Linked DNA regions of Mus musculus: region 1 is linked to region 2. Evidence: chromatin contacts called from ENCODE Hi-C or POLR2A ChIA-PET data. All regions are on one chromosome and are shown on one strand. Each heading gives the region's core, a stretch centred on a gene start or an enhancer-like site at or near the end of the contact. The rest is flanking DNA. Distances are from core to core; before and after follow the strand shown.

What was found. Hi-C counts contacts between places; a loop is a spot of excess contacts on that map. ChIA-PET counts read pairs that join two places held with the same protein, here RNA polymerase II (POLR2A).
Region 1: a loop to region 2 is called in a map of regulatory T cell, with 1.9 times the contacts of the local background. The contact joins the promoter of Amhr2 here to the promoter of Sp7 in region 2. A Hi-C loop is called at or near these places in 5 of 37 maps with a recorded cell type or tissue (T-helper 1 cell, T-helper 17 cell, mouse trophoblast stem cell and 1 more). POLR2A ChIA-PET finds 5 or more read pairs at or near these places in 3 of 5 experiments (Patski and embryonic stem cell).

Annotation. Positions count from the first base shown.
Region 1 is chr15:102,443,777-102,447,607 of GRCm38, reverse strand. It overlaps Amhr2 (anti-Mullerian hormone type 2 receptor), which reads right to left and starts at 2,241. Exons shown (of 11, transcript NM_144547.2): 1 at 2,086-2,241; 2 at 1,621-1,803; 3 at 1,153-1,344; 4 at 829-900; 5 at 496-608; 6 at 147-377. The coding sequence starts at 2,134.
Region 2 is chr15:102,364,685-102,368,390 of GRCm38, reverse strand. It overlaps Sp7 (Sp7 transcription factor 7), which reads left to right and starts at 2,058. Exons shown (of 2, transcript NM_130458.4): 1 at 2,058-2,177. The coding sequence starts at 2,157.

The sequences.
Region 1 (3,831 bases), core at 992-3,491, 79 kb before region 2:
AAAGAATATATATATATATATTCATTCTAAGGAAAGTATGAGGCAGGAGAACAGGCATGAGGGAGTGAGTGAGGCTCCACTGCCACATAGCACCCCATAGGTGTAGTGCAGAGTAGTACAGACGACAGATGTTGCTTGGTGCTCACCTTAGGGTACAGTTCCAGTACCAGCAAAGGCCCAGAGGGCAGAGGGCCAGGGCCTCCCTGGCCAGCAGTGATAAAGCGAACGATATGGTCATGCTGTAGGCCTAGCAGCTGGTACACAGCCCTCTCAGCTCGGAACTGGGCCACAGCCCTTGGGGGGAAGGCCTTGATGGCTACCATCTCACCCTGAAGCCTCCCGGCCCAGACGACTGCATGACCTCCTTCCTGGATTACCTAGTAGAGAGGCTGCGTTGAGTGTGGGCCTCAGAGCTAGCGCCAGGGCCAGGCTTCCTCCCCAGCAGAACCTCCAGGAGTGCCACAGAAGCCCACCCTCCTCCCACCGATGGAGCACCTGGGAGAAACGCAGCTCGGCCAGCTCTGGCAGTTCCTCACTGCAGTCTCCGCCTGAGCCGGGCTCTGGGTCTGACCCACCTTGCACTCTGCAGGCCTTTCGTTGTAGCAGGGCTGAAGTAGAGAAGAGCCTTAGGGTAGGTAGGGTGCACTGGACCGAGACAGACAAGGGAGCTATGTGGGAAGAGGGCATCTTGCAAGGAAATGTGGAGCTTCAAAAGAAAATGGGGGATCAGCAGAGCCTGGAGGAGGCTTCAACCTTTGGGGAAGTGCCTTGCTCTCATGGGGGGGGGGGGGGCGGGGAAAGGGAGGGAGGGATGGGAGAGATTAGTACCCAAGATGATGCTACTCAGCAACAACACGAGAAACATTCCCAGGAGCAGCAGTGCCATCCAGACGGGCCCACCTGGACAGCAAGGGAAGAAGGCGTGTGGGTGAGCACTGAACCTCTCCCCTCTTCAAAGAGATTGCTTTCCAAACCACCCCCATGCTGGTCACAAGCCCCCTTATCACCCAGTCACCAGGGCAACCAACTTCCCAAGGCCAAGAGGAGGGAAAGTTTGGGCGGGGGTGGGGTGGGGTGAGAACTGGCCCGGTTCTCACTCTGACCTATGCTTCTGCCCACTGTGGGCTCTAGTACCCTGGGGAAGGCAACTACCTGGGGTAGCCTGGGGCTCCTGGGGGCCAGGAGCCCCTTGGTTTCCCGAAGGAGGCAGATGGCTGTAATTGGCATTGCAGAAGTCAGTGCCACAGGAACACGTGAAGAGTGTGGAGCTGGGGTTCGGGTGGGCTCTGGGGACTGGGTCACAGTGGAGGGACTCACAGCCTGGCTCATCACTGTCTCGGCATCCTGAAGGGGTGGGATTAGGGGAAGGAGGAAAAGGAGAGAGAGTTCAATGAAGTTTGGGGACAGAGAACAAATCCCTTCTCTATCAAAGGCATCTGACATGCCTGTCTTCCCTCTACACATTCCACTTCTCCCCTTTCTTTTGGCTGCCTCCCTTAACCTAGACACACCTCTACCCTAGATTCTCCCCTATCCTAGACTCTCCCGTGCCCTATACTCTCCCCTGCCCTAGTCTCTCCCCTGCCCTAGCTCTTGTCCACCGTGTACTTGGTCATTCACCTTGCATCTCCACTTGTGCCCGGCCATGGGTAAGATTCCAGATCCCAAAGCAGCAATGGCTGTAGAGGCAGCGGATACCCTTGGGGGGGCCTGGTCCTGCATCTACCATTTCCCCCAGTGTCTTTGTGCTTCCCCGCACTCCAGGAGCCTCAAAGAACACACAGGTCCTCCTGTTTGGGGATACTGAAGTCCAAGGTGAAGAAAGGGGAGTCAAGGCAAGGACAAATAACAGCCAAAGATAGACAAAACATGATGTCCAGATCCCAGGTCAGTACAGCAGAAGCACAGGACTCTGGCTCAGCAGAGGCCTGAGTTCTGAACCCCGCCATGGGGACATGTGGCTCTGCCTTTCCTATTCACTCATCCAACCCACTGGCCTCCTTCAAGTGGGTGGCTGCTGCTTCAAGTACACCTTTTCCCTTACTGAGTGGTGTAAAGACCCCGCCCCGCTCTGTAGACTCTTACCTTGTGCTGCCGCAGGAAGCAGTGTCCAAAGCCCCAGTGTCCCCAGCATCCTGCAAAAGGATGCCAGCTGGACAGCATAAACCAGCAAAAACCAGCACAGCTACCTCAGCCAAGGCTTCCTACAAATACAGGGCACTGTGGGGCTTCCAAGCCTTCAATCCCCAACTCCGCCCCGCTCTGTCCTATCCCGGTCTCTGTGGGGGAGAAGGCTGCTGTGGGGGAGAGGTGGGTGTGAGGGAAACAGGCAGAGAAAGGGAGGAGCAGAGAATCAATCTTTTCTTCAGCTACCTCCTCTTTTTCTCCTCGGAGAGGGGAGGAAGGGACCTTGGCTGTCCAGCTGAGAACCCTGTGATAATTGACTACGAAATCTCTACCCCTACTGACCTTGGAAGAAGGTGCTGGACCTTCTGCCCTTTTTCAGAAAGATGTCAAACATTTAGGGCGCTCAGCTCTGTCCAAGATGGTTCCCATGGATGGAGAACTCAGATCTGTAGCATCCTGAACAGAGAAGACTCACAGATCAACTAAAGTTGATCTCATTTTTTTTTCTTTTCTTTTTTTTTTTTTTTTTTTTTTTTTTCAAGACAGGGTTTCTCTGTGTAGTCCTGGCTGTACTGGAACTCACTCTGTAGACCAGGCTGGCCTCGAACTCAGAAATCTGCCTGCCTCTGCCTCCCAAATGCTGGGATTAAAGGCGTGCGCCACCACCGCCCAGCTGATCTCATTTTTCAAACTCAAAAAATCAGAAAGGATATGAAAATTTTCAGAGTAGGCCTGGTGAGATGGTGCTGTGATCAAAAGCACTTGGAACTCTTGTGGAAGAACCAGGTTTGGTTCACTCACATGGCAGCTCACAACTCCAGTTCCAAAAGATTTGACATCCTCTTCTGGCTCCCATGGGTACCGGGCATGCATATGGTGTGCAGACATACATGCAGTCAAACACCCAAGCAAATAAAATAACAGCACGTGCACCTAACAACTCCTAACGGCTGAGCCATCTCTCCAGACATCCAAAATAAATAAACCTTTAGAAAGAGAAAAATGTTGGAAGTGGTTAGAATTCCAGCACTCAAGAGGCAGAGGAAGGCAGATCTCTGTGAGTGTGAGGCCAGCCTGGTCTACATAGTTCCTGGACAGCCAGAGCTACATAGTGAGACTCTTGTCTCAAGAACTAAAAACCTCAAAAACAAAACAACAACAACAAAAAAAAAACCAACTTGGGATGGAGAGATGGCTCAGCAGTTAAGAGCACTGACTGCTCTTCTGAAGGTCGTGAGTTCAAATTCCAGCAACCACATGATAGCTCACAATCATCAGTAATGAGATCTGACTCCCTCTTCTGGGGTGTCTGAAAACAGCTACAGTGTTACTCACGTATAATAAATAAATAAATCTTTAAAACAATAACAACAACAACTCAAAACTAGCTTAAAAAAAAAAAAGGAGCCGGGCATGGTGGCACACACCTTTAATCCTAGCACTCAGGAGGCAGAGGCAGGCAGATTTCTGAGTTCGAGGCCAGCCTGGTCTACAAAGTGAGTTCCAGAACAGCCAGGGCTACACAGAGAAACCCTGTCTCGAAAAAACAAAACAAAACAAAAGGTAAAGGGGCTGGAGAGATGGCTCAGTGGTTAAGAGCACTGACTGCTCTTCTAGAGGTTCAATTCCCAGCAACCACATGTTTGGCTCACAACCATCTATAATGTGATCTGATGCCTTCTTCTGGTGTGTCTGAACACAATG
Region 2 (3,706 bases), core at 809-3,308:
ATCCCTAGCCAAGAGGGCATCGGGGATGGCACCTGGTGACTCAGAAGGAATGATAGAGGCTAGAGCATTCCCTTTGGGGGCAATTAATCCCAAGAGCCTAAGTGTGGGCATAAATGAGTTGCTCTGTCCCTCAGTCCTGCTTGCCTTAAATCATCTCAGGTTCCAGGTTCTGTCCTGCAAACCGAGGTGGGCCTAGGTCTCATTCCCTAACAGTGAAATCCAGTATGCTCTGCAAACCACAGCAAGCTTTTCCCACTCTCTACCACTTTCTCCAGGCTGCCTCTAGATTGTAACTCATTGAAATTGAAACAATGACATTGCAGTAGAAGAAAGCACACTTGGCACATCATCCCCCTACTCCCACAAAACACACACACACACACACACACACACACACATACACACGCACATACATACACACAAATACATGATCATGCATGCACACACATACACAGGCACAAACACATATATGCACACACATATATACATACATATACACACACACATGCACACACACATACCTAACATACATATATATACACATGCATACACATACACACATCCATACACATCATATACACTCAGGCACACACATTCACATATCCACACAGGCACACACACATGCACACACATACATACATATACACACACTTACACATACATATACACACTCACACATATGCACACACAGATACATGCATGCATACACATACACACAAATGCACACTCACACATACACACATACATATATACATAGGCACACACATACACATATATACACAGGCACACACACATACACGAACACACATACATATACATACATTCACATATATGCACACACATACACATATACACGCATACACGTACACACAAATGCACACTCACACATGCACACACATACATAATATACACACTCTCACACATGCACATACACACATACATACACATACATGTGCATGCACACACACAAATACACATGCATACATCCACATTCACACAGATGCAGACACAAATGCACACACACACACACACACACACACACACACACACACACACACGCACACTGCCACCCTGAACTAGTGGTGGCTAAATGAACAATAAGTCTCCATCACCAGCTTGGGGGGAGGTAGGTGGTAGTGTAGGTGCCCCCATTGTGTGATCATGTTCATTGTATGAGTTTGTCTGTGTTCATTCATCATAGTGACAGTCCCCATGTGGGTAGCAGAGAGTACGTGTGCATGCATCATCTCCGTGTTTGCTCATGAGTGTGTATGTCAGTGTGTTCCAGTCTTTCTGTGTGAGTGTCGTCCCCAATCCCCCATCCCCCCCCCCAGATCTCTAATTAGTGGTTTGGGGTTTGTTCCTTTTCCCTCCTGTTCCTTTCCTCAGCAGCGCGGCAGCAGCGGCGGCAGCCTCGGTGGTAGCAGCAGCAGCAGCAGCAGCAGCAGCAGCAGCAGCAGCAGCAGCAGCAACAGAAGCTGCCGCGCCGCTGAGTAGCAGCAAGGACTCCGAGTCAAGAGTAGGATTGTAGGATTGGATCTGAGTGGGAACAAGAGTGAGCTGGCCTGAGAGAGGAGCAGATCCCTCCCAGCGCCCTCAGGCCACCCATTGCCAGTAATCTTCAAGCCAGACCTCTTGAGAGGAGACGGGACAGCCAACCCTAGCCTACCCAGGTACAGACACTGGGCAGTTCTGGGGGACTGCCCACAGATGCCTATTGGATTCCTGGGGTATGTAGGACTCCCGGGTCTACCAGCCCTTTTCACCTTTCCCCATAGCACCCCCAAGGAAGCTCTGACAACTTGCCCATATTCCTGTTTCCCACCCGTCCCCTGGGCACCCCCTTTTCTTCTCTCCCTCCCAGATCCCTTCTTTGGGGAGCTCAGCAAATGGAGCAGGAAATTTGGACCCTCTGCCTCCCTCTCTCGCCTTCCTCATTGGATCCGGAGTCTTCTCCGCTGGGAAAGCTGTAATTAGAGGGTGGATCCCTACAGACAGAGAGCAGCCCCCCCACCCCCACCCCCCAGTCCCTTCTAACTTTAGATCTCTTCTCTCCCATTCTCCCATTCTCCCTCCCTCTCCCTTCTCCCTCTCCCACTGGCTCCTCGGTTCTCTCCATCTGCCTGACTCCTTGGGACCCGGTCCCCAGCTCGAGGATGGCGTCCTCTCTGCTTGAGGTAACTGTTCCCTTCCTTAAGAAACCAGCTACAATCTTCCTGGTCCTAATCCATGCCTACCCCACCCCCTCGGCTCACATCGACAGGAGCTGCAATGCTAGTCACTTCCAGGGTCCTCCTCATGAAGAGGAGTAGGGTCCTGGGAGGGGCAAGCAGAGGGTACAAGCAAGGAAGGGGAACATAGCCAGGGGTCAGAGGGCAGTCAAAGAAGAAAGCCAGGACCACGAAGGTCAGCTAAGCCACTGGCTGTGGGAAGTGAAAAGGCATTGGAGACAGGAAGGAGAAGAGATGGGCAGGGAAAACAGGTAGGCTGACAGCGGATGGTGTCTGAGTGAGGACGGAGAAGACTTCAGCTACTATTCTTTGGGTTGGGGGTGTACCATGTCTAGGGCTCCCACATTAAGCAAGATCTGGTCAGGTCTGTGTTGAGGAAAGAGCCTGGTCTGTTAGCTGGTGTGTGGGAGAGGAGGAGGGCAGTCCTGCATGTGGGGGGCTGGCCAGGGGAACTGAGCCCAGGACTGAGGGGGAAGCAAGGAGGAGGGACAGGGTCTGAGGCCGCTTGCCCGGCTCACAAATATTTAGCTTTCAGCCAAAGACAAACTAAACTCTATTTTGGGAGTGGGAGGCTCCAGGGAGGACTGGGCCACTTCCCCTCCAGGCTGGGACCCCAGCAGCTTTCCCTTGCCTCCCTGTTTCTGAAGATGAAATAACCAGGGTACCGTGTGAGTTTGGGGTCTTAGAAGCCATGTACTTTGTCGGGGCTCCTGGGGGACCCAAGGCACAGAGTTGGAAGGAAGGACTCAAGCCACTCAGAGCCTGAGTTCTTCCACGTCTCATAATGTTTCCGTGTCACCATCTCTAGGCTGCCTTCAGGGTATCTCTGAAGGAATCAGGGGTGAGATGATACCCCTTGGATGTCAGTGCCCTCCGGTAGCCTCAAATTGTCCCTATTCTTGGGGCCTTATCTCAGTCCAGTGTAGCGGCACAAATCTTTAATCCCAACACTTGGGAGGCAGAGCAGAAGCAGGTGAGCTTGAGGCCAGCCTGATCTACATAGAGAATTCCAGGATAGCCAGAGCTACATTGAGAAACCCGGTCTCAAAAACAAACCAACAAAATCTCTGTTCTGGGTGCCCTCACTCAGGTCCCAGGAGTGACTAGTCTTTGCTGATTGACTCATCAGAAAGCTGACTAGTTCAACCTGAAGGAGAGAGTGTGTGTGTATGTGTACCTGCATGTACATATGCACAAGAGCGCATGCACACACACAAGCTGGATCATCTTAGTACTTAGTCCAGATGAGAAATGGTGTCTGTAAGGCTATGAGATAAGGACTTGATGACTGAGTTTGAGGAAGTGCCATACAAGCCAGTGGGTGGACATGCTCTATAACCAGATAACCCAGGAATATTGATCTACTTTCAGCTGCATTGTTTGCAGATTGTTATCATGCCCCTTTCCCCATCAGACTCTAAATTTATTTATTATTATGTAAATGTATGACCATGGGCACATGTGTGCCACTGCTC